Regions from separate parts of the Homo sapiens genome. Here region 1 is linked to region 2. A link is a loop called in an ENCODE intact Hi-C map of the cell type or tissue named here. Cell type or tissue: Caco-2. All regions are shown on one strand. Links, peaks and the distances in the headings refer to the core of each region. The heading gives the core; the rest is flanking DNA. Region 1 overlaps BBOX1-AS1 (BBOX1 antisense RNA 1). Region 2 holds the start of BBOX1 (gamma-butyrobetaine hydroxylase 1).

Region 1 (12,496 bases), core at 5,680-9,679, 120 kb before region 2:
GAATCATGAGGAATTGTGCCATGGTTGTCTTAAGCCACCAAGTTTCAGGGTGATTGTAATGCAGCAGTAGGTTCCTGGAACATCTATAGAAGAGGCAGCAGCTCAGATAATCCTGCAGAGTTTCTCCTGGGTTGGAGAGAAACAGGGGAGTCCTGTTAGAAAACAGGACTGATCCCATGATTGAGAAGTCGGTAGCTTTTTCTGCGATGTTATTGGAAGGGTCATCAGGTATTTGCTTACCAAACAACATTTTCACTTATCTATCTCAAACCTGAAATTCCATCCTTTAGGTAATCTATTAATTTAAGGCAAGCACCATAGAGGGTATCTAGTGTAATAGTAACATTGGGAGATCCACCACAAAAGAAAAATCTTTGTTTAATGTTTGAGAAAGAATTGGACAGTTCACTTCTTAAAGATTATCTATAAACTTTAGCAGATGAAAGACTTGAGAAATCCTGCAGTGAAAAAAAAATCTAAAGAACTTTATTTACCTAGCATTTATTCCCCAAATTTATTACCATGGAATCTTTTTTACGTTTTTTTTTTATTTTTGAGACACGTCTTATTCTGTTTCCCAGGAGGGAGTGCAGTGGTGCAATCTCAGCTCTCTGCAGCCTTGACCTCCCAGCCTCAGGCGATCCTCCCACCTCAGCCTCCTAAATAGTTGGGATCACAGGTGCGCACCACCATGCCGGGCTGATTTTTATTTTTTGTAGAGCTGAGGTCTCCCTATGCTGCCCAGGCTGGTCTCGAACTCCTGGGCTCAAGTGATTCTCCCACCTTGGCCTCCCAAAGTGCTGGGATTACAGGAGTGAGCCACTGTGCCCGGCCACCACAGAATCTTAAGTGTGTGTATACAAACATGTTTCCATGGAAGATACTTTAGAAAATGCCATATGAAAGCATCTTGAGCTACAAGGGGCTTCAAGTAACAAAAGTGAATCCTCTTAGGAGAGCTAAAAGTGAAGCTGAATATCAAGATTAATAAGAAGGTCTCCCACATTAGAAGATAGTTTGGACTTGCTAGCCTCTATATATTCTTTACCACTTAAAAAGTCTGTCAGTCAATAGAAGGGTATATTAGCCAAGATTCTTAGTGGTGAATAACAGAATCCACTCTAGAACAGGGGTTTATGACAGTACATTACTTAGTTTATTTAATTTATTTATTTTTAATTTTATTATTATTATTTATTTGAGATGGAGTCTCACCCCATCACCCAGGCTGGAGTGCAGTGATGCAATCTTGGCTCACTGCAGCCTCTGCCTCCCGGGTTTAAGCAATTCTTGTGCCTCAGCCTCCCGAGTACCTGGGATTACAGGTGTGTGCCACATCACCTGGCTAATTTTTGTATTTTTAGTAGAGACAGGTTTCACCATGTTGGCCAGACTGGTCTCAAATTCTTGGCCTCAAGTGATCCACCCTCCTTGGCCTCCCAAAGTGCTGGGATTACAGAAGTGAGCCACAGCGCCAGCAGTTTATTCAGTTTAAATGAGGGCCAGGGAACCTGTTTTAATACCACAATATAGAACAACACAGGAAGGAGAAACCCTCAACTGCATTATGAAATCCCACCACCAATGATGTCCACCTGTTATTACCTGTGATGCCGGGACCTTAATCATAGCTACGCAGAAGAAGCCCAGAAGATCTCACAGACTATAAGTCACATGAGTATCCAGCAGCAAAGGCCTGTGGGAAAAGTAGTTTCCCGCCTTTTCTGGGAGCGATTGTATAGGAACACACATTAGAAGGGCTTTTTAATATTTGTTGGGTAATCTAATTTGCAGCATTGGCCACAGAGTACTACATTTACCCATTCTTCATTTGACACATGCAAACATGAGATTGGTTTCATACCATGATTGTCATTCCCCACCACCCCCTCTTCTATGTAGGCCTTAAAAGTAATTGTTATTTTATTTATTTATTTATTTTGAGACAGGGTCTTGCTCTGTCACCAGGCTGGAGTACAGTGGTGCAATCTCGGCTCACTGCAACCTCTGCCTCCCGGGCTCAAGCGATTCTCTTGCCTCAGCCGCCTGAGTAGCTGGGACTACAGGCACACACCACCATACTCTGCTAATTTTTGTATTTTTAGTAGAGACAGGGTTTCACCATGTTGGGCAGGATGGTCTCGATCTCTTGACCTCGTGATCCACCCGCCTCGGCCTCCCAAAGTGCTGGGATTACAGGCGTGAACCACTGTGCCTGACCAAAAGTAATTATTAAAACACTAAACATAGCAATAATAAAATCCTGAACTGTGACAATAATAACCATCACCATAAAACCCAGTACTAAAATAATACATGCAATATATTATAAATATTAAGCCAAGGGTTATAATAAAATTCAAAACTATGGTAATAAAAATTAATGCTAATAAAATTCATTACTAAAGTGAAATTCATTATTGTAATGGCAATACAACTTAATACTCTAATTAGACTGAATAACATAGTATGAACCTTAGTATTTGAATTTAGTTTCTTTCCTCTTCATGGTTAAGAACTTAGGTTCTGGAATCAGAGTTCCTGGCTCTATCCTGACTTTCTAAGGGACATTAGATTAGTTAGGTAAGCAATTTAGTTCTCAGTTTCACATTGTAGACTGGAGATAATAGTTGTGTCTTCCTCATAGCGCTGCTGCAAGAATTAAATAAGAAAATACTTATTAAGAAAAGTATCTTGCATATTGTAAGTATCTGTCTTAGTCCATTTTGGGCTACCATCACAGAATACCTGACACTGGATAATTTGTAAAGAACAGAAATTTATCTCTTATAGTTCTGGAGGTTGGGAAGTCCAAGATCAAGGCACCAGTAGGTTCATTCTCAGGTTCTAAGATGGTGCCTTGTTGCTGCATCCTCTGGAGAAGAGGAACCTTGTGTCCTCACATGGCAGAAGAACAGAAGAGAGAGGATCCACTTCTGCAACGTTTTTATAGTGGCATTAATCCATTAATGAGAGAGAAGCTCTCATGACCTAAACATCTTCCAAAAAGCCTCACCTCTCAACAGTATTGCATTGAAGATTCAGTTTCCAACACATGAATTTTGGGGGACTCACTTAGATTATAGCATCACTCAATAAATGTTAGCTTATGGCTGGCATTCTCTGCTTCTGTGAGACAGGAAGCCTGCCTCTGTAATCCAGCCTTCTGTGACACCCTAGTATACCCCTATTGAGTCATTTCCCACTGTCATACCTACCTGTACTAAGAGGGATATGCCATTCATTTCTATTTTTAGATTTATCCCTACTTAACAAACATGGAGTTTGGGACCTGCATTCTGTCAGCATCATGAGGACCTTTCTGGATCTCCATCTGTAGGGCCTAGCCTTTCTTTGAGCTTAGGGGTCTGCCTATCCCTTTAACTATCCAAGACATGGGCTTTGGAGCCAGTCAAGTTGGACACAAATACTATCTTCATCATTGATTAGCTGATCTTAGGCAAATTATTTTACCTCTCTAAACCTTGGGTTCACATGTAAAATGGAGTTCATGACACTTTTCTCAAACTGTTGCTATGAAAAGCAATGAAGTGATGCTAGATGGCGTCTGGCGCAGTTCTTAGCACGTAGCAGGTGTTTGCAAAGAATATTCCACTCCCTCCCTTGTCCCCTCCCCTGTCTGCTCTCTGCTCTGTTTTTACAATGCCATTATCCTTTTTTCTAATAATGTTCCTGTGGTGGAAGAGGGTGGAGGCTGAACATTGAGTTTGTTCTGACCTCAAAAAACCCCTAGATGTTGTGATTTTTGTTCTAGGTCAAGGAAAATAAATCAGCTTGTTCCCGTGTGTGTGTGTTTTTTTCCCCTAGAAGTGAGACTCAGCTAAAGTTCTGGGAACAGAGAGTTCAGGTTAGCTGTGTTCTGCTTGAGAGGTTTTTCTGTGTCTCTCCATTGAGCAGGTTAGTCCTGGGTGTCTTGCTTGGGCAGATACTTTACTTTTTATTCAATAGGTTAATAGCTACATTTTCTTCAGGGCCTTGAAAGAGTTTGTATAGCTTCTGAGACTCTACATTGAATCAGTATGATCATATAATCTTAATATAATTATTAGCACAGTGTTGGAATTTAGTATTTTGGTTATAGGGCAGAGAGCTCAAGAGGTCACATTGTGGTGTCAGGTAGACCTAGGTTTAAATTATAGGCTGTGTACATTGAGAAAATTATACCAGAGCTTCTTGGTGTGCCTTGAAACAATTCACTAGTATAGTCAACTGTTGGATGGCTAGATAGGGCCTGAGGTGGCCAGTGCCCCCACAGATGGTTTCTTATGCCTGCCAGGACCTACAAAGTGCTGTACAAATGTTATTCTTTTCGATTTGTGCCTTGACATGACAAGCCTTGTGTTTCTCATCTGTAAAATGATTATAACAATAGTATTTACCTTAAAATAATTAATATATCCAAAGTGTTTAGAATAGGACCTACCACATAGTAATATATGTAAGTAATTATTGTTATCAGCTATAATTGTTTTCCAAATATTATCTATAAAAGGGAGATGGATAAATATTTATTTATACTTTGGATAATAACCTAATACTACATTATTTTGTTCTTCAAATTATTTTAGCTTTGGCCATCAGGTGCTTTTCCAGGTTGACTCGTGTATACTTTTATCATCCTTTTGCTTTTTGAATACCTCCTTACTTTCTAGCATTGAAAGATGCTCCAGGCTCACTTTGTATTTTCTGTGCCCCAGCTCTGGAATCAGCCATTTCTCCAAGGATCCCTGGTTCCTTTTATTGAAAAATAGTATTAGACATCAAGATCTGGGTACTAGGTGAGCCACTAGATTTTGATCCAAATACTTTTGTATTATGTTGGTGTCTGTGAAATGACACATTGAGATGAGCTGGTCAGGGAGGCACTGCAGGGCAGGGTATAGAATAGTTATATCAAGCCAGAGTCACGGAATGAGAGTGTTTACTGGAACTTGAGTATACCCAGAAGGGAATGTTGCTGAGGAGAGTCTGTGGAAGAAATCAGTCTGTGGAAGAAATCAAGGATGTTTTTATAGGCAGTGTGAGTCACAATGATTCTGCAGTGGTGATTACATTCTAATGATCCCTGACTTCTTTAGAATTGTTTCGATGCTTTCTTTTCATTCCAATTATCTATTGCTGTGTAACAAATTACTCCAGAACTTACTGGCTTAATACAACAATTGTTTTATCATCTCTCTTGGTTTCTGTGGGTTAGTGATTTGGGGAAAGGCTCTGCTGGATGGTTCTGGAGTCTTTAATGAAGTTTCAGTGAGCTGGTGGCTACAGCTGTAACAGTAGAGATATGGAGCAGCTGGGGACAGCTAGATCTCTCACTTATATCTCTTCTTCAGATAGTCTCAGGGCTTCTCCATGTCGTCTCCTCATGTAAACTAGCTTGCTTCCTCACAGCATGGCAGCCTCAGAGCAGTTGGAGTGCTCACATGGGAACCAAAGACCCCAGTGCAGGTGTTCCATGGGACCCTCACCCTTTCTGACCTCACTTTAGAATTTACTTTCACTGCAATCTATTTGTTACAAGTGAGTTACAGACTGCTCAGATTCAAGGGGAGGGGATACAGACCCATCTCTCGATGGGCAGAATGCCAAAGTTGCATTTTAACAAGAGTCTCTGGGATGAGAGTCATTGTTCTGAGCATCTTTGGGGGAAAAAATCCTCCACACATTCACATATGCTCCCAAGATTTCTAGCATTTGAAAATATGGCATACATTCATAAAAGCTGAAAGGTGCTGCCCTAAATTGGAAGGGTCTTTATCTGGTGTCTTTCTGTACATTTCTTCCTTTATTTCTCACTGTCATGACTTCTTAGAATTTCTTTCTTACCCACTATCACTCATCTACTTTCCCATGTCATGTTTTCTGATTCTGTCTTGAGGGACATAAAGATTTTCTTTAAGTGGGCTGTTTGCTCTTAGTGTGGCTGAAAGACGACATGTCTAATAAAACACATAAACGGAGAGAGATGACACAAATGAGTAACGGAAAACAGAAGGAAAAATGAACAACGATGGGGAAAACAGAGTCAGTGGCACTGAAAAATATGTGAGAGCACACACAGAAGGGACTGAAAAATGTTTAAGAGTGAAAATAAGGAAATATTAAACAAAAGAAAAAACTGCACCAGTGCTAAGAATTGTCACAGGCCTATTTTCTACAAAATAGTAAAACTGGGAATCAGGGATGTCCTTAAATCATAAAAATTGTGTAAAAAATTAAATGTAAGTGAGAGAAGAGGGTCCATATTGCTTATCAGACCTGCCAAGGGGTATGTGGCTAAAGCAGCTTTAAGATCCAGTGATAAGGTCAGGTGCGCTGGCTCACGCCTGTAATCCCAGCACTTTGGGAGGCCGAGGGGGGTGGTCACCTGAGGTCAGGAGTTTGAGACCAGCCTGGCCAACATGGTGAAATCCCGTCTCTACTAAAAGTACAGAAAATTAGCCGGGTGTGGTGGCATGTGCCTGTAATCCCAGCTATTCAGGAGGCTGAGGCAGGAGAATCACTTGAACTGAGGAGGCGAAGGTTGCAATGAGGCGAGATCATGCCATTGCACTCCAGCCTGGGAAATAAGAGTGAAACTTCGTTTCCAAAAAAAAAAAAAAAAACAAATCCAGTGATAAAATGTCAGAAGCTCACATGGAGAAGGACTTGTTCAAAGTTACAGATAGGAGCAGGAGAGCTCTGAAAATCTGACGTCACTGATTCAGTGACTATGTATGTCCCAGCTGAGATTCAGCTTGTTTTGGCCCCATTCTGCTTCCTGGTGAGACATGCTGTTCCTCCCTTGCAAGTTTGTTCATCTGCTTTTATCTCACTGTCCAGTTAACATTCATCCATTCTCCTGTTGTTCTTACTAATACTTATGATATGTCCACACCTTTACCAATTGCTATTGTCTATTCTACAGCTGAGCTCTTTCTTAGCACACTCTACACACACACAGAGACACAGACACACATAGACACACACAGTTTTGTTTCTTTGGTTGTTAGAAATCACAGTTTTCTTCTATGTGCAAAGAGATACACTGGGTATGAAAACTCCATGAATGGAGAGGGCATGACAAAATCTAGACGTTAAGAATGCTGCACTTCTTAGCAAGCAATGAAAGGACAGAATTCATGAGTTCAGGAGGGAAATTTTCCTCTGCCATGCTACATGAGGGAGCTCTAATTTTCTATTTTCATAAAGTTTGTGAAAAGAAGTAGTGTGTATTTAATAAAGGCTGCGGGTTAATTTCCAGGGCAAACCACTAGATGGAGGCCCTGCCTAAAGAACACACTTGAAGAATGAGTCACTCCGATCTGCAAGTTTCCTCTTCCAAACGTGAATTGGAAGGCCGGGAGCAGTGGCTCAGGCCTGTAATCCCAGCACTTTGGGAAGTCATAGGTGGGCAGATCATGAGGTCAGGAGATCGAAACCATCCTGGCTAACATGGTGAAACCCTATCTCTACTAAAACAAAACAAAACAAAAAACAGCAACAACAAAAAACCCAACCAAACAAAAAAACGTGAATTGGGGGCACCAGCTGAAATCCTAATTTATCCAAAAGGCTCTGTAATCTTGTCTTGTTGTAGAACACGCCTCCTTTCTAACCGCTTTGTCAATTCTCCACTTTCTTACTCATGAATTGCCCCAAAATTGGGTCATGCAATGCCCCATGGTTCCGTACACTTATACAACTAACTATAGGAATGTTTTTTACTCTTTAAAGACTTTTCCCTTCTGAATGCCAGAATGCCAACTTTGTCTTTATTCTCCATTTCATGAGCTTTAAGTGCTACCTGACCTGTGAAGAGTTTGTTGTTTCTTGAAAGGAAACCTTGACAACACAGGTAATCTCCCCAGTATGGGATTTAGAGTCTACATAGTAAATAAACAGAGACAAATCTGAAGGTAGCTAACCTCTTTTTCTGGGGGTGGAGTTAAGTTTTTCTGACTGATACAGATTACTCCATAGCTAAGGCACTTGGGACAGGCCTTATTTTTTATTGTGAGTATTATTAGAAGCAAGTGTACGTTTACTCTGCCAATAAAACTCCATTGGTTTAAACGTATTATAGCTGCATCTCATAAGCTATACACTCACAAATATTTAACATTTTCATCAAATAAATCTTCACACTTGAGATATACAAGTCAATCAACAATTCACAGAGCTTACTTTCTTTTATTTTGTGTATAAGAAAGCAAGAATGGAGATGGGCCTAGCTTCCCAACCTACATCTTTCTCTCGTGCTGGATGCTTCCAGGAATACTTGAACATCAGACTCCAAGTTCTTCAGTTTTAAGATTCGGACTGGCTCTTCTTGCTCCTCCAGCTTGCAGACAGCCTATTGTTGGAACTTGTGATCATGGCTTGGGAGCCAAGATGGCCGAATAGGAACAGCTCCAGTCTACAGCTCCCAGCATGAGCAATGCAGAAGACGGGTGATTTCTGCATTTCCAACTGAGCTTTGAAGAGAGTAGTGGTTCCCCCAGCACGCAGCTTGAGAGATGGGCAGACTGCCTCCTCAAGTGGGTCCCTGACCCCCGAGTAGCCTAACTGGGAGGCACCCCCCAGTAGGGGTGGAATGACACCTCATACGGCCGGGTACTCCTCTGAGACAAAACTTCCAGAGGAATGATCAGGCAGCAGCATTTGCGGTTCACCAATATCCGCTGTTCTGCAGCTACCGCTGCTGATACCCAGGAAAACAGGGTCTGAAGTGGACCTCCAGTAAACTCCAACAGACCTGCAGCTGAGGGTCCTGACTGTTAGAAGGAAAACTAACAAACAGAAAGGACATCCACACCAAAACCCCATCTGTACGTCACCATCATCAAAGACCAAAGGTAGATCAAACCACAAAGATGGGGAAAAAACAGAGCAGAAAAACCAGAAACTCTAAAAATCAGAGGGCCTCTCCTCCTCCAAAGGAACGCATCTCCTCACCAGCAATGGAACAAAGCTGGATTGAGAATGACTTTGATGAGTTGAAAGAGGAAGGCTTCAGAAGATCAAACTACTCCGAGCTAAAGGAGGAAGTTCGAACCAATGGCAAAGAAGTTAAAAACTTTGAAAAAAAATTAGATGAATGGATAACTAGAATAACCAATGCAGAGAAGTCCTTAAAGGACCTGATGGAGCTGAAAACCATGGCACAAGAACTATGTGACGAATGCACAAGCCTCAGTAACCAATGCGATCAACTGGAAGAAAGGGTATCAGCGATGGAAGACGAAATGAATGAAATGAAGTGTGAAGAGAAGTTTAGAGAAAAAAGAATAAAAAGAAATGAACAAAGCCTCCAAGAAATATGGCACTATGTGAAGAGACCAAATCTACGTCTGATTGGTGTACCTGAAAGTGACGGGGAGAATGGAACCAAGTTGGAAAACACTCTGCAGGATATTATCCAGGAGAACTTCCCCAATCTAGCAAGGCAGGCCAACATTCAAATTCAGGAAATACAGAGAATGCCACAAAGATACTCCTCAAGAAGAGCAACTCCAAGACACATAATTGTCAGATTCACCAAAGTTGAAATGAAGGAAAAAATGTTAAGGGTAGCCAGAGAGAAAGGTCAGGTTACCCACAAAGGGAAGCCCATCAGACTAACAGCTGATTTCTTGGCAGAAACTCTACAAGCCAGAAGAGAGTGGGGCCCAATATTCAACATTCTTAAAGAAAAGAATTTTCAACCCAGAATTTCATATCCAGCCAAACTAAGCTTCATAAGTGAAGGAGAAATAAAATACTTTACAGACAAGCAAATGCTGAGAGATTTTGTCACCACCAGGCCTGCCCTAAAAGAGCTCCTGAAGGAAGCGCTAAACATGGAAAGGAACAACCGGTACCAGCCACTGCAAAAACATGCACAATTGTAAAGACCATCGATGTTAGGAAGAAACTGCATCAACTAACAAGCAAAATAACCAGCTAACATCATAATGACAGGATCAAATTCACACATAACAATACTAACCTTAAATGTAAATGGGCTAAATGCTCCAATTAAAAGACACAGACTGACAAATTGGATAAAGAGTCAAGATCCATCAGCATGCTGTATTCAGGAGACCCATCTCATGTGCAGAGACACAAATAGGCTCAAAATAAAGGGATGGAGGAAGATCTACCAGCAAATGGAAAACAAAAAAAGGTAGGGGTTGCAATCCTAGTCTCTGATAAAACAGACTTTAAAACAACAAAGATCAAAAGAGACAAGGCCATTACATAATGGTAAAGGGATCAATTCAACAAGAAGAGCTTGGGCGATGGAGTGAGAGACTCAATCTCTAAATATTAGTAAGTAAATAAAATAAAATAAAAATAGTTAAACAACTATTTTACTTTTTAAATTGATCTGTTTTCTAGGTCAATATAGTGAAGTTTTTATTACCTTGTAATAAAAGCACAATTTGTTGGTCAGCAAATATATTTAACAATATTAAGAAATATTAAGAAGTAGGTCTTAATAAGACCCACTTCTCCCAAGAAGCCTTCCTTATTAGGCTTAGAAGAGCTCTTTACTGACTTTGAGCTCCCTGGGCCACACATGGGGGAAGTACTTAAGCTTTTATCTTATACTCCCCTTTATTCTAACCCCTACTAACATCTTAGCTTACCACAGGGAGATTTAAGCCCCTGGTGCTCAGAGAGACTCCGAATTGTACTTGCTATAGGTCCCCGATCCACAGACTACTAATAATACTTACTAATGTCTAGAAATTACCAAGAGAACAAATTGGTGGTTTTCTGAAGAAGAAAACATTCTACTTCTCTTGCTTGGGTTATGGGCTATTCCTGCAGATTATCTCTTTATGCTTTCCAGTTATGTAATTTAAATAATCAGAAAAGATATAATAAAAATTAATTAGTTAGAAAAATTTAAAAATGCTAAAGCAACTAAAATTAGTATAAAAACAGGATAAAACAAGTAAAATGGAATCTTGATAAAGCCCTAAGAAGAATGGAGGTAAGAAAGCAGTATAAATAATCATAAGGAGGCAAAATAAACTAAGAACAATGAAAATAGAGTAAAAGGCCAGGCGTGGTGGCTCACACCTGTAATCCCAGCACTTTGGGAGGCTGAGGTGGGAAGATTGCTTGAGCCCAGGAGTTCGAGACCAGCCTGGGCAATGAGGCAAAACCCCATCTCTGCAAAAAATTTAAAAAATTAGCTCTGTGTGGAGGCATGCACGTGTAGTTCCAGCTACTTGGAAGGCTGAGGTGGGAGGATCACTTGATCCCAGGAGGTTGAGAATTCATGCCACTGCACTCCAGCCTGAGTGCCAGAGCAAGACCGTGTCTAAAAAAAAAAAAAAAAAAAAAAAAAATACAGTAGAAAAGTTAACACAAAAAGAATAAAAGAGTCAAAGAATAAATCTAGCTAAAATGATACAAAAGTGGGTACAGGTTTAGGTTTATAAAAATCAAATCAGTTAAAGAGAATGTGTACTGAGCAATATTAGGAATTCTATGTTTTAGCCCATCACATGAAAACAATTTTGGCCTAACTGGCTAAACCAGGCCTTGCAGAACTCTATGGAAAGAACTCTAGGGCAGAGGACCCTCAGTGCTCTGAGGTAAAAAATGGAAAGCAGCTTAAACCCATTAAGAAAAACTGTTTTTTAGGCCTATTTAGGTCACAGGTCATGGTGCAGTAGATGATTCCTTAGAATAATTATCTAGTCCAATCTTCTTCCTATAGATCTGTGAAATAAGGCCTACATTGATGAAAAAGGTGCAATTTCAGTGATGGGAGTAGAGAGAGGTGGAGCCACAGGAAAGTGTTCTTGGCAGCACATGCTGATTGGGAGACCTACACATTTAAAGTTTTATCAGCACCTTCTTGAGTAATCCTTTTTTTTTTTTTTTGTACTCAAAGTTTGGAATTGACACAGGTGTGTTTGATGTGTCCTAGGTGGGCATTTACCTCCCTGGGAACTTACTCCCTAGGCTGTCTGGGTATATCCAGTTGCTCAACGGAGAAGTACCTGAGAACAGTGATTTCTCACAAAGACACATGCAGCTCTGCTGGCCTGGGGTGAATTAAGGTTGAGGCATAGGTGGAAAGTGGGGGAGGGTAGTCTTGTAGAGCCTTGCCTGGATTTGATGGGGCAGCTGGAGAAGGCCCATGAAGGGGGAAAAAGGAACAGAGTGGGCAACAATCCTGGCTGCCCCAGCTTCACTCAGCCTCCCAGGTGGTGCCTGGGGATCTCTGCAAGGCTGCCTCTGGGAAGAGAGCTGCAAACACAAAGCTTGTGCAGGTAGGTCAAGGCATCTACCGTAAGACTCAAAAGGCTTGCAGGCCTCTTCAATTGTGACAGTTTTGGGGCAAGGGACTGTGTTAGTTTTCTATTAGCTGCAGTAACCACTTATCGCAGATTTATTATCCTGTAGTTCTGGAGGTCAAATATCTGAAATGCGTCTTACAAGGGCTAAAATCAAGATATCAGCCGGGTGCATTCCTTCTGGAGATTCTAGG
Region 2 (12,496 bases), core at 5,262-9,261:
AAGTGTTCTCACCCCCCCAACATACAATGATAACTATGTAAAGTTATGGATATATTAATTAGTTTGATTGTGGTAATTATTTCACAATGTATAGATAAGCATCACACTGACCATTATGTTTACAACTTTTATTTGTCAATTTACCTCAATAAAACAGGAAAAATAACAACATAAAGTGAAAAAAGATTATTAGTTTTAATTGTATGGACGGTAAGATTACAATAGTAGTAATAGTAGTAGAAGTAGCAGTAGTAGTAAAAGTAATAATAGTTTACATTTATTGAATGCTTTCTTTATGCCACTTACTGTTTGAAGTTCTTTATGTATAATAACTCATTGAATCCTCATTTCAAGCCAAAGAAAAAATCTACTGTAATTACCCCAAAAAACAGAAGTAGAAAGAGGCTAGGAAATACTAGCATACGGATGATTTATCTTAGGTTCTTGTAGGAATAAGACCATTTAAAAATTATTCTTATTTATTTTTATGAAGTTCTTTGTGTGCTGATATATATATTAAACTCAATACATTTTAAAAAATATATTCATTCATGTGTTTGAAAATTTTTTGGCTGAAAGTATTTTTATATAACTTGAAATGTGAAACACTAATACTTAATGAATACCCAGTCCAGGGGTGCATTTTCTACCATGAGGAACATGGTTCCTCTGCTTAAAGATGGTGGTGTGCCCATGTCACACCAACTATTGAAGTGATCACTCCTATAGACATCTGTGCCAAGAAACATTAATTACATTTCAGACTGCTGTTTTGAGCTTTCTATCTGTTTTTTTCTTTTTCTTCTTCTACCTAGGTTTGAATGAGAGAGGCAGAAGCACATTTCCAATCACTGGGGGAACCTGAGACCATTCTTTCCAACCCATTTTGCCAAATGGATGTCCTGAGGAAGGTGTTCCAAGAGAGGCGATGTCAGGATAGTGTCTGATTGGAGGGTGCCCAAGGCACATGGGAGAATGTGGAAGAACTGGAAAGACTTGGGTGTTGCTGATGTTAAATTACTTAGGTATCTCTGTAGAAACTTAGTGGGTCATTCCTTCTCTTCACAATCCCTTTCTTAAATTTATGATAAACGTGAAAGGTAATCAAAACAAAAGCAGGGCAAAATGGGAAAATAAGTTCCCACTTTAACTTTTTCTGGATTATTTAAAGGTCTACTGGGGCAAATGTGATGAAAATTAAAAAAAAAATTGCAGATCATCAGTGTTTAAAAGCAAATGCTTTCTGAAAATTATAGCTTGTATGTTAACATGATTTGTTGAAATCTGTTTTTGTAATTTAACCAACTTGACTTGTTAGAATTGAGCTCAGTTGAAGCACCATAGCAATTTAGTTAGATGATAAGCTACTCTGTTTCTCTGAAGAAAAGAAAAATTTAGATATAGCTCCTATATATAGCTCCTAGCTATATAGGATGAATTTTTATCAGTGGGATGTCTTTGACAAATTAAAGAACACCTATAAAACAAAAATTCTTATTTTACACTTATTTTTCTTCTTACAATTGTAATTTAGTTTATGAAATATCAGATTGGTTTTGGTGGGAAACAGTAGTTTCACCTGTTCTGAAAAACAGCCTTTGGATTTTTGGCATATTCTTATCTGATGGGATAGGTTTCTTTTACTTCATATTAATACATGTGTGTAGTGTGTGTGTGTGTGTGTGTGTCTGTGGTGTGTTTCCCTCCTAATTTATTCACCTACCATATTTTTTCTCTTCAGAGTAATAGAAGTTTGTCTGGGACTTCTGTTGGGCACAAGTAAATTGCTTGTTTTTGAAATTACTTCAGTGATGGGTGTGGGTTTTCTCCTTTTTTTTCTTTTTCTTAATATTACAAATTCAAGTTTGTCTCCTGATTCTTCAGCACTGTTTGGAAAATCAAGAAAGTAGCTCTGAAATTTATTTTATGCATTGATCTTGGAAATAAAAGTAACTTAGAGCTAGAGCTTTTAGAGCCAGAAAGAAACAGCCTGTGCTATTGTTGGGTCACAGGGCCCTCATCAGACATGCAGGGAAAATGGAAGCTCAGAAATGTTGGGTGTGATTTGTCCAGGCTCACACTGCTCATTAGTGAGAAAGGTTGCCCCAAACCTGGATTTGCCAGCTAAGTTTATATGTATTAAGTGATACTCTTCAAGTTCTCATAAAAGAAATTGCAAAAGTTCTTCAAACATTACTTACAACTAATTTCAATCATAGGCTTTGGAGGGAATTCACAGGAAGCAGATGCAGAAACTTTATAGTTATTATACATAAAATTAAAATTGTAGTAGATTAATATGTACCTGAGAAGGCTGATTTATCTACTAAATTACTTATCCCTCAGAATAAAAGGCTGTTATTTCTTGAGTGTTTTTAGTAAATGGAAAACAAGACCAGCATAGACCTATGTTAGCAAACGTCAGTATCTGTTAATTTTCATCTCTTTCTCAGGAGAAGTATGATGCTTCGATAAAATTCAACAGCCCTTCATGCTAAAAACTCTCAATAAACTAGGTATTGAAGGAATATATATCAAAATAATAAGAGTTACTTATGACAAACCCACAGCCAATATCATACTGAATGGGCAAAAACTGGAAACATTCTCTTTGAAAACTGGCACAAGACAAGGATGCCCTCTGACACAACTACTATTCAACATAGTATTGGAAGTTCTGGCCAGGGTGATCAGTCAAGAGAAAGAAATAAAGCGTATTCAATTAGGAAAAGAAGAAGTCAAATTGTCTTTGTTTGCAGATGACATGAATTGTACATTTAGAAAACCCCATCTTCTCAGCCCAAAATCTCCTTAAGCTGATAAGCAACTTCAGCAAAGTCTCGGGATACAAAATCAATGTGCAAAAATCACAAGCATTCCTATACACCAATAACAGACAAACAGAGAGCCAAATCATGAGTGAACTCCCATTCACAATTGCTTCAAAGAGAATAAAATATCTAGGAATCCAAGTTAGAAGGGATGTGAAGGACCTTTTCAAGGAGAACTACAAACCATTGCTCAAGGAAATAAGAGAGGACACAAACAATGGAAAAACATTCCATGCTTATAGATAGGAAGAATCAATATCGTGAAAATGGCCATACTGCCCAAGGTAATTTATAGATTCAATGCTATCCCCATCAAGCTATAATTGACTTTCTTCACAGAATTGGAAAAAACTACTTTAAAGTTCATGTGGAACCAAAAAAGAGCCCACATAGCCAAGACAATCCTAAGCAAAAAGACAAAGCTGGAGGCATCATGCTACCTGACTTCAGACTATACTACAAGGCCACAGTAACCAAAACAGCATGGTACTGGTGCAAAAACAGATAGACCAATGGAACAAAACAGAGGCCTCAGAAATAATGCCATACATCTATAACCATCTGATCTTTGACAAACCTGACAAAAACAAGCAATGGGGAAAGGATTTCCTATTTAATAAATGGTGTTGGGAAAACTGGCTAGCCATATGTAGAAAGCTGAAACTGGATCCATTCCTTACACCTTATCCAAAAATTAACTAAAGATGGATTAAAGACTTAAACGCAAGACCTAAAACCATAAAAACCCTAGAAGAAAACCTAGGCAATATCATTCAGGACATAAGCATGGGCAAAGACTTCATGACTAAAACACCAAAAGCAAGGGCAACAAAAGCCCAAATTGACAAACTGGATCTAATTAAACTAAAGAGCTTCTGCACAGCAGAACTATCATCAGAGTGAATAGACAACCTACCGAATGGGAGAAAATTTTTGCAATCTATCCATCTGACAAAGGTCTAATATCCAGAATCTACAAAGAACTTCAACAAATTTACAAGAAAAAAAAACCCATCAAAAATGGGCAAAAGATATGAACAGACACTTCTCAAAAGAAGACATTTATGCAGCCAACAAACATATGAAGAAAAGCTCATCGTCACTAGTCATTAGACAAATGCAAATCAAAACCACAATGAGATACCATCTCATGTCAGTTAGAATGGTGATCATTAAAAAGTCAGGAAACAACAGATGCTAGAGAGGATGTGGAGAAATAGGAACACTTTTACACTGTTGGTGGGAATATAAAGTAGTTCAAACATTGTGGAAGACAGTGTGGCAATTCCTCAAGGATCTAGAACCAGGAATACCATTTGACCCAGCAATCCCATTACTGCGTATACACCCAAAGGATTATAAATCATTCTACTATAAAGACACGTGCACATGTATGTTTATTACAGCACTGTTCACAATGGCAAAGACTTGGAACCAACTCAAATGCTCATCAATGATAGACTGGATAAAGAAAATGTGGCATATATACACCATGGAATACTATGCAGCCATAAAAAAGGATGAGTTCATGTCCTCCGCAGGGACATGGAGGAAGCTGGAAGCCATCATTCTCAGCAAACTATCACAAGAACAGAAGACCAAATACTGCATGTTCTCACTCATAAGTGGGACTTGAACAATGAGAACACATGGACACAGGGAGGGGAACATCACATACCAGGGCCTGTGGCGGGGTAGGGGGCTAGGGGAGGGATACCATTAGGAGAAATGCTAGGGCAATTAGTCAAGAGAAAGAAATAAAGGGTATTCAATGTAGATGACGCGTTGATAGGTGCAGCAAACCACCATGGCATGTGTATACCTGCACATTCTGCACGTGTACCCCAAACCTGCACATTCTGCACATGTACCCCAAACGTGCACATTCTGCACATGTACCCCAGCACTTAAAAGTATAACTTAAAAAAAATTAGGACAGGGTGTGGTGGCTCATGCCTGTAATCCCAGCACTTTGGGAGGCTGAGGTGGGTGGATCACGAGGTCAGGAAATCGAGACCACCTTGGCTAACACGGTGAAACCCCGTCTCTACTAAAAATACAAAAAGTTAGCCGGGCGTGGTGGCGGGCGCCTGTAGTCCCAGCTACTCAGGAGGCTGAGGCAGGAGAATGGCGTGAACCCGGGAGGCGGAGCTTGCAGTGAGCCGAGATCGCGCCACTGCACTCCAGCCTGGGCGACAGAGTGAGACTCCGTCTCAAAAAAAAAATAAATAAATAAAAATAAAAAATTAGTAGCTAAATCTCAAGATTGTTGTGTGTTAATTAACCTCACCATCTGGCATTTCAGCTTTGGAGAGAAAGGGCAAGAAGTTTTCTAGACATTACACCATGAAGGCTTAACTACATTGTTATTATTTTATATTTTAACCTTTAAATAACAAAATCAATTAATTTTTACTTGGTAAGGTGGAGGTTGACCAGACAATATTTGTAGTGCCTGCAGTTTGACATCATTTGAGTACATACATACTCTACTCAAGACACCTGCTACCTAAGGTTCTTCAACTTGAAATCTTTTTAAAATTATAAAATGGTTATTATTATTATTTTTAAACTTGGTTTAATAAGTGGCTGAGATACTTAACAATTTGTGAATATATTCTCATGTGAATAATGAATTCTATAAAGCAATTAGAAGCCAGGTACAGTGGCCTGTAATCCCAGCACTTTGGGAGGCCGGAGCAGAAGGATTGTTTGAGGCCAGGAATTTGAGACCAGCCTGGACAATATAGTGAGACCCCCATATCTACAAAAGAAAATTAGGCAGGCATGGTGGTGCATACACATACTCTGAGTTACTTGGGAGGTTAAGACAGGAGAATCGCTTGAACCCAAGAGTTTGAGATTACAGTGGGCTGTGATTGCATCACTGCATTCCAGCCTGGATGACAGAGCAAGACCCCATCTCAGCAACAATAACAACAAAAATAATGCCATTAGAAAAACCAGTGCATTCTCTAAAATAGGTTCACAATTCTGCCTGTCTTGCTTAAGGCATTAAATTTCATGCAAACACTTCATTTGTAAATTATACAAAGGAAAACTTTAGCTTCACTTTAGTGGAATCACCATTTTCAGATTGGAAATCAAATTATCAAGGCTTTGTTTTCTGATGTAATGCAAAGTACTGGGTTTAGATTTTAGGAAAATTTCTAAATTATTTAAACCAGAACATATATTCATTATGAGAAACCTTACGTTTTTAATCAAATCCATACCTGTAATATACCTTCTTGAGCTTCGTTAAGGGAACAAAACAATTGAAGATGTGCATAGTGGCTTTAATTGGCCAGCATTTTAAAGAGGCATGTTATAGTCAGCTTTTTGAGCTTAACAAAGAGCTAGGGTATCATATGCAGTCACCATTCTTTGGGATGGGTTGTGGATTATTCAGGGAACATTTTGAAAATCCAACCAGAATCCTCCTTGCCCCATCCCCAGTCTCTTTTTAGACAGCGTTCTCTCTGTCTCTTCTGTTTACTTTCTGGATCAGCTTAGGGATTATAAAGTAATTTGACTATCAGACTAAGCCAAACATAATTGGGAAAGAGAAGCTGCCAAGAAGCAATCAGATCCACTGCATTCCAAAACCAAGCCTATTCTAAATGCTTGATGGACCATCCCCAGCACAGCCCACATGACTGTGAGCTACATGTGAATGGAGTTCTAATTGGATGCTCCCCACCACCTCAGTCCACAGACTTGAATTCACAAACCCTTGCAATAAGGAGAAAAGGAAGATGAGCTCAATCATACCTGTTCTCAGATATGCTTTACACAGCAAACCACCCAAAACTTACCAAGTAAAGAAACTGTCAGCTTTGGTCCTTAGATCCTTTGGAGAGGGAGCATTCTGGTGCCCGTCACATCCCAGGAATGATCTGTCCCCAGTTTCCAATCTGATGTGGTACTTTTTCTTGGAAGCCTTTTTGCTCCTGGCAGTTTCACTGTGGCCCTGCCCCCAGACACAGCTGAGGTTTGTAAATGAGGAAGGATGTCTCAATCTGAAGGTGTAGCAACTACTGAAGGGAGCTTGGAGGTTTTTTGTCTTTGTTTTTTTGTGCTGTGTTTTTTTTAAAAAAAAAAAAAAAAAAGAAAGAAAAGAGGCTTTATGGCCTAGAGGGGAAGCAGTTAGCAAGAGAAAATACTTTGAGTACTGTTGGTTCCCAAAACCACAAAACCCCAGGACTCAATGCAAAGCATTGCCTCAGTTTGGAATCTTTCTTGATAGAAGGAAAAGCAGTTCTCACCTGTCTTACCTTCTATTTCTGTACCAGCAGTGGCAACAGCAGCAAGTGAACAAGCAGTTCACTTCTTTCCCACCTGTTCAGAGTGACAGCTCATTTATTGCACAACTCACTTAGGGCAGAGGCATTGAGATGGGCATTTAACAGGGAGGAGCTACCAGCGCTCACCCTAGCAGAGGTGAAGTGGTATCTACTTGTCAACAGAGTATTCCAATATGAGCCTCTTTAAAGGGAGCTTGAGTAGTTATCAGGGACTGGTAGAAAGACAGGGATTGGTCCCCTAAGCTTGATGCCCTCCTTTCTCTGCAATTTTGGCTGGAATAGGAAGTAGTTTCCAGAGAGCTTGGGGCTGTTTTTGAAGGTACTTGGTTGCCCAGTGATTTGATTCACAACACACAGCCCTTAGGGCAACAAAAGGGAAAGGCCAGAATAGGCAGCATGCCAGCATTCAGAGCCTGACTGCCAGGCATACTCTTGGAGAGTGCCCAGTGTGGGGGAGACCCTGTTGGACTGGTCTCAGGTCCTAGGTCCTAACAGAGTCTAGATTACATTAAAAGAAAGTCTACAGGTGGAAACTAAGGTCCAGGAGAGAGACGCTTGAGTCATCTGCCCTCCTCCCACCTAACACCCTCTTCCTAGGCAGATGTAGAAGCAGCCTGCAACTTGTTGCTTCTTGCCCGAAGGATTCGCAGGGCTGTGAGTGAGACTCAGTCAAAAAAGAACAAGAGGTAGCCACACAGAGAGAAAATGCAGCCCAACTGTCTGGTGGCCTCCTTTATGGGAAATCTCCCCTTCCAGAATGTCAGCATCCCCTCCCTAAACGATGTTTTTTCAGATCCTTTAACAATAAAATTTAAACTGTTTCCCTGCATCTGAAGAAAGGAACCTCTTTTCCACTTTCCTCCTTTCTTCCCCCAAGTCTCCAGGTCAAATTACTGACACCCACTGGCCAGTGAAAACAACAGCAGGTTTTGTTTTCCATGTATGAGAGGAGGGTGTGTATATGTGGGTGCCGTCATAAATGTGACCAGCATCTTAAACCCACGGTAACTGAAGTTATAAGTATGCCAAAAGCAATCAGATAATTATATTTTAATAATTCATGACATCACAGAAATATACACAATGAATTTTTCCTTTACACTTTGTACTTTAGTAACAATTACTGGAATAAATTAGGTAAATTCTGTTTCAGCTTTAAGAAAGTTGCTGACAAGAATGTGCCAGATATAAATAGTTTCTAATGGAATGATTAAATAGAACAAACAATAAATAAACCGACAAGTAAATCTGTTAATAAAGTTTAAAGACTTGCACATAAAGAATTGATTCTCAGAAACAGGTAAATAATCAAAACTCTGCTCTCCACTGTAAGAAGCTTCTTAAATGAACATGGGAGTGCAGCTATCTCTTTGACATACTTATTCTATATCCTCTGGATATATATCCAGAGGTAGGATTGCAGGATTATATGAGAGCTCTATTTTCAATTTTCTGAGGAACCACCATACTGTTTTCCATAACGGTTGTACCAATTTACATTTCCAGCAACAGTGTATGTATTATTCTATTCTCACACTGCTATAAAGACATACCTGACTGGGTAATTTATCAAGTTTACTGACTCATCGTTCTGCATGTCTGGGGAGGCCTCAGGAAACTTACAATCATGGAAGAAGGCAAGAGAGAAGCAAAGGCACATCTTACATGGTGGCAGGCAAGAGAGAGCAAATGAATGAAGGAAGAGCCCCTTATAAAAGCATCACATCTCGTGAGAACTCACTCACTATGACAAGAACAGTATGGGGGAAACCACTCCCATGATCCAATCACCCACCACCAGATCCTTCCCTTGACATGTGGGGATTATGGGGATTACAATTTGAGATGAGATTTGGGTGGGGACACAGAGCCAAACCATATTAGTATACAAAGATTCCTTTTTCTCTACATTCTCTTCAATACTCATCTGTTGTCTTTTTGATGAAAGCCATTCCAACAGTGTAAGGTAGTTTCTCATTGTAGTTTGCGTTTTAATTTACATTTCCATGATGATTAGTGATTTGACCATTTTTTTTTATATATCTGTTGGACATTTGTATGTCTTCTTTTGAGAAATGTCTATTCAGATACTTTGTCTATTTTTTAATCAGATTTTTTTTCTATTGAGTTGTTTGCTGTTGAGTGTTTCTTATATATTTTGGATACTCCTTGTCAGATGGATAGTTTACAAATATTTTTTCCCATTCCATAGATTATCTTTTTACCCTGTTGACTGTTGCTTTGGTTGTGCAAAAGCTTTTTGTTTTGATGCCACCTCATTTATTTGTACTTTTGTTGCCTGTGTTTGGGGTCATATACAAAAAACCACTGCCTAGACCAATGTCATTACAGCATTGTTCACAATAATCAATAAGGGGAATCAACCTGGGCTCATCGATCGATGAATGGATAAAGAAAATATATTATGTGTGTGTCTCTGTGTGTGTGTGTGTGTGTGTTTGTGTGTATGTAATGGAATTCTATTCAGCCCTGAAAAAGAAGGAAATCTTATCATTTGTGACAACATGGATGAGCTTGCAAGACACGTACTAAGTGAATTAAGGCAGGCACAGAAATATGAGCACTGCATGATTTCACTTAGAAGTGGCAACTAAAAAAGTCAAACTCATAGAAGCATAGAGTAGTATGGTGGTTGTCAGGGCATGAGAGTGAGGACAGGGGAGTGGCTAGATGATGGCCAAAAGGTACAAAAATTTAGTCATATAGGATTAATAAGTTCAGGAGACCTACTGTGCTACAGTTAGTAATAATATCTCATATACTTGAAAATGGCTAAGAGGCTAGATAGTAAATGTCCTCACAACATAGAATGATAAGTATATGAGGTGATGGATATGTTAATTAGCTTGATTTCATGATTTCACAGTATATACATACATTAAAACATCAAGTTGTACACCATAAATGTATATAATTTTTACCTGCCAACTATACCTTAATTTTTTTTACTTTAAGTTCAAGGTTACAGATGCAGCTTTGTTATATAGGTAAACTCATGTCATGGGGGTTTGTTGTACAGATTATTTTGTTACTCAGGTATTAGATCTAATACCCATTAGTTATTTTTCCTGATCCCCTCTCTCCTCCCATTCTCTACCTTGCAATAGGATGCAGTGCCTGTTGTTCTCTTCTGTGTATCCATGTGTTCTCATCTTTTAACCCTCATTTATAAGTGAGAACATGCAATATTCGGTTTTCTATCCTGTATCAGTTTGCTAAGGGTAATGGCCTCCAGCTCCAGCCATGTCCCTGCAAAGAATATGATCTCATCCTTTTTTATGGCTGCATAGTATCCCATGGTGTATATGTATCACATTTTCTTTATCCAGTCTACCATTGATGGGCATTTCGGTTGATTCCATGTCTTTTCTATGTGAATAGTGCTGCAATGAACATATGCTTGCATTTGTCTTTATGATAGAATTATTCCTTTGGGTATATACTCAGTAATGAGATTGCTGAGTTGAATGGCATTTCTGTTTTGAGGTCTTTAAGGAATCACCAAACTGTTTTGCACTATGGTTGAACTAATTTACACTCCCACCAACAGTACATAAGCATTCCTTTTTCTCCGTAACCTCACCAGCATCTGTTTTTTTTTTTTTTTTAACTTTTTAACAATAGCCATTCTGACTGGATGTGAAATGATATCTCATTGTGGTTTTGATTTGCATTTCTCTAATGATCAGTGATGTTGAGCTTTTTTTCATATGCTTTTTGGCTGCATGTATGTCTTCTTATGAAAAGTGTTCATGTCATTTGCCTACTTTTTAATGTAGTTTGCTTTTTCTTATAAATTTGCTTAAGTTTTCTTATGGAAGCTGGGTATTAGACCTTTGTCAGATGCATAGTTTGCAAATATTTTCTCTCATTTGTATAGGTTGTCTGTTTACTCTGTTAATAGTTTCTATTGCTGTCCAGAAGCTTTTTAGTTTAATTAGATCCCATTTGTAATTTTTGCTTTCGTTGTAATTGCTTTTGGCATCTTCAGCATGAAATCTTTGCCCATTCCTATGTTCAGAATGGTATTGCCTAGGTTGTCTTCCAGGGTTTTTATAGTCTTGAGTTTTAAATTTTTGTCTTTAATCTTGAGTTAATTTTTGTATAAGGTGTAAAGAAGGCATCCATTTTCAATCTTGTGCTTATGACTAGCTAGTTATCCCAGCACTATTTATTGAATAGGGAGACCTTTTCCTATTGTTTCCAATCTTCTGCTTATGGCTAGCTAGTTATCCCAGCACCATTTATTGAATAGGGAATCCTTTTCCTATTGCTTATTTTTGTCAGCTTTGTTGAAGATCAGCTAGTTGTAGGTGTACCACTTTATTTCTGGGCTTTTATTCTGTTCCACTGGTCTATTTGTCTGTTTTTGTACTGGTACCATGCTGTTTTGGTTACTGCTGCCCTATAGTATAGTTTAAAGTTGTGTAGCATGATGCCTCCAGCTTTGGAGAAGAGGGAGTTCCTTCTCCTCAATTCTTCTTGCTTAGGATATTCGTGGCTGTTAGGGCTGTTTTTTGGTTCATATGAATTTTAAAGTATTTTCTATAGTTCTGTGAAGAATGCCATTAATAGTTTGATAGGCACAGCACTGAATCTATTAATTGCTTTGGACATTATGGCTATCTTAATGACATTTATTGTTTTTCTTCATGAGCATGGAATGTTTTTTCATTTGTTTCATCTCTGATTTCTTTGAGCAGTGTTTTGTAGTTCTCCTTGCAGATATCTTTTAGCTGTATTCATAGGTATTTTTTTCTTTTTGTGGCAATTGTGAATAGAATCGAGTTTCTGATTTGGCTCTCAGCTTGACTGTTGTTGATGTATAGGAGTGCTAGTGATTTTGGTATACTGATTATTTTTATCCTGAGATTTTGCTGAAGTTATTTATCAGCTTAAAGAGCTTTTGGGCTGAGACTATGAAGTTTTCTAGATATAAGATTATGTTGTCTGCAAAAAGGATAGTTTGACTTCTTCTCTTTCTGTATAGATACCTTTATTTCTTTCTGTTGCCTGATTGCCCTGGCCAGGATTTCCAGTACTATGAATAGGAGTGGTGAGAGAGGGCACACACGTCTTATGCCAGATTTCAAGGGAAATGTTTCCAAATTTGCCTATTCAATATGATGTTGGCTGTGGTTTTCATAGATGGCTCTTATTATTTTGAGGTATGTTCCTTCCATACTTAGATTATTGAGAGTTTATAAACATGATGGTGTGTTGAATTTTATCAAAAGCCTTTTCTGCATCTATTGAGATAATCATGTGGTTTTTGTCTTTTGTTAAGTTTATCACACTTATTGTTTTGTGTAAGTTGAACCAACCTTGAATTACAGG

The links. A loop is a pair of places that touch in the nucleus more often than their neighbours do. Peaks named below come from ENCODE experiments on the same cell type or tissue, not always from the same donor. Only the 100,000 strongest peaks of a DNase experiment are listed, where the experiment ranks them.
Region 1: it touches region 2 in a loop (6-fold over the local background); 2 of 110 quality-filtered maps call a loop at or near these places.

Annotation. Positions count from the first base shown.
Region 1 is chr11:27,153,753-27,166,248 of GRCh38, reverse strand. All of the region lies in intron 2 of BBOX1-AS1 (BBOX1 antisense RNA 1), which reads left to right. Among named protein-coding and RNA genes, the nearest start is that of BBOX1-AS1, 59 kb to the left of the region's middle. In Caco-2, for the core only: a CTCF peak has its summit at 7,291 (motif pointing right); a DNase peak (open chromatin) is centred at 7,308.
Region 2 is chr11:27,035,632-27,048,127 of GRCh38, reverse strand. BBOX1 (gamma-butyrobetaine hydroxylase 1) reads right to left here and starts at 7,313. Exons shown (of 9, transcript NM_003986.3): 1 at 7,100-7,313; 2 at 6,650-6,912. BBOX1-AS1 (BBOX1 antisense RNA 1) reads left to right here. Exons shown (of 4, transcript NR_125768.1): 4 at 816-942. In Caco-2, for the core only: no CTCF peak of the experiment used is centred there; no DNase peak of the experiment used is centred there.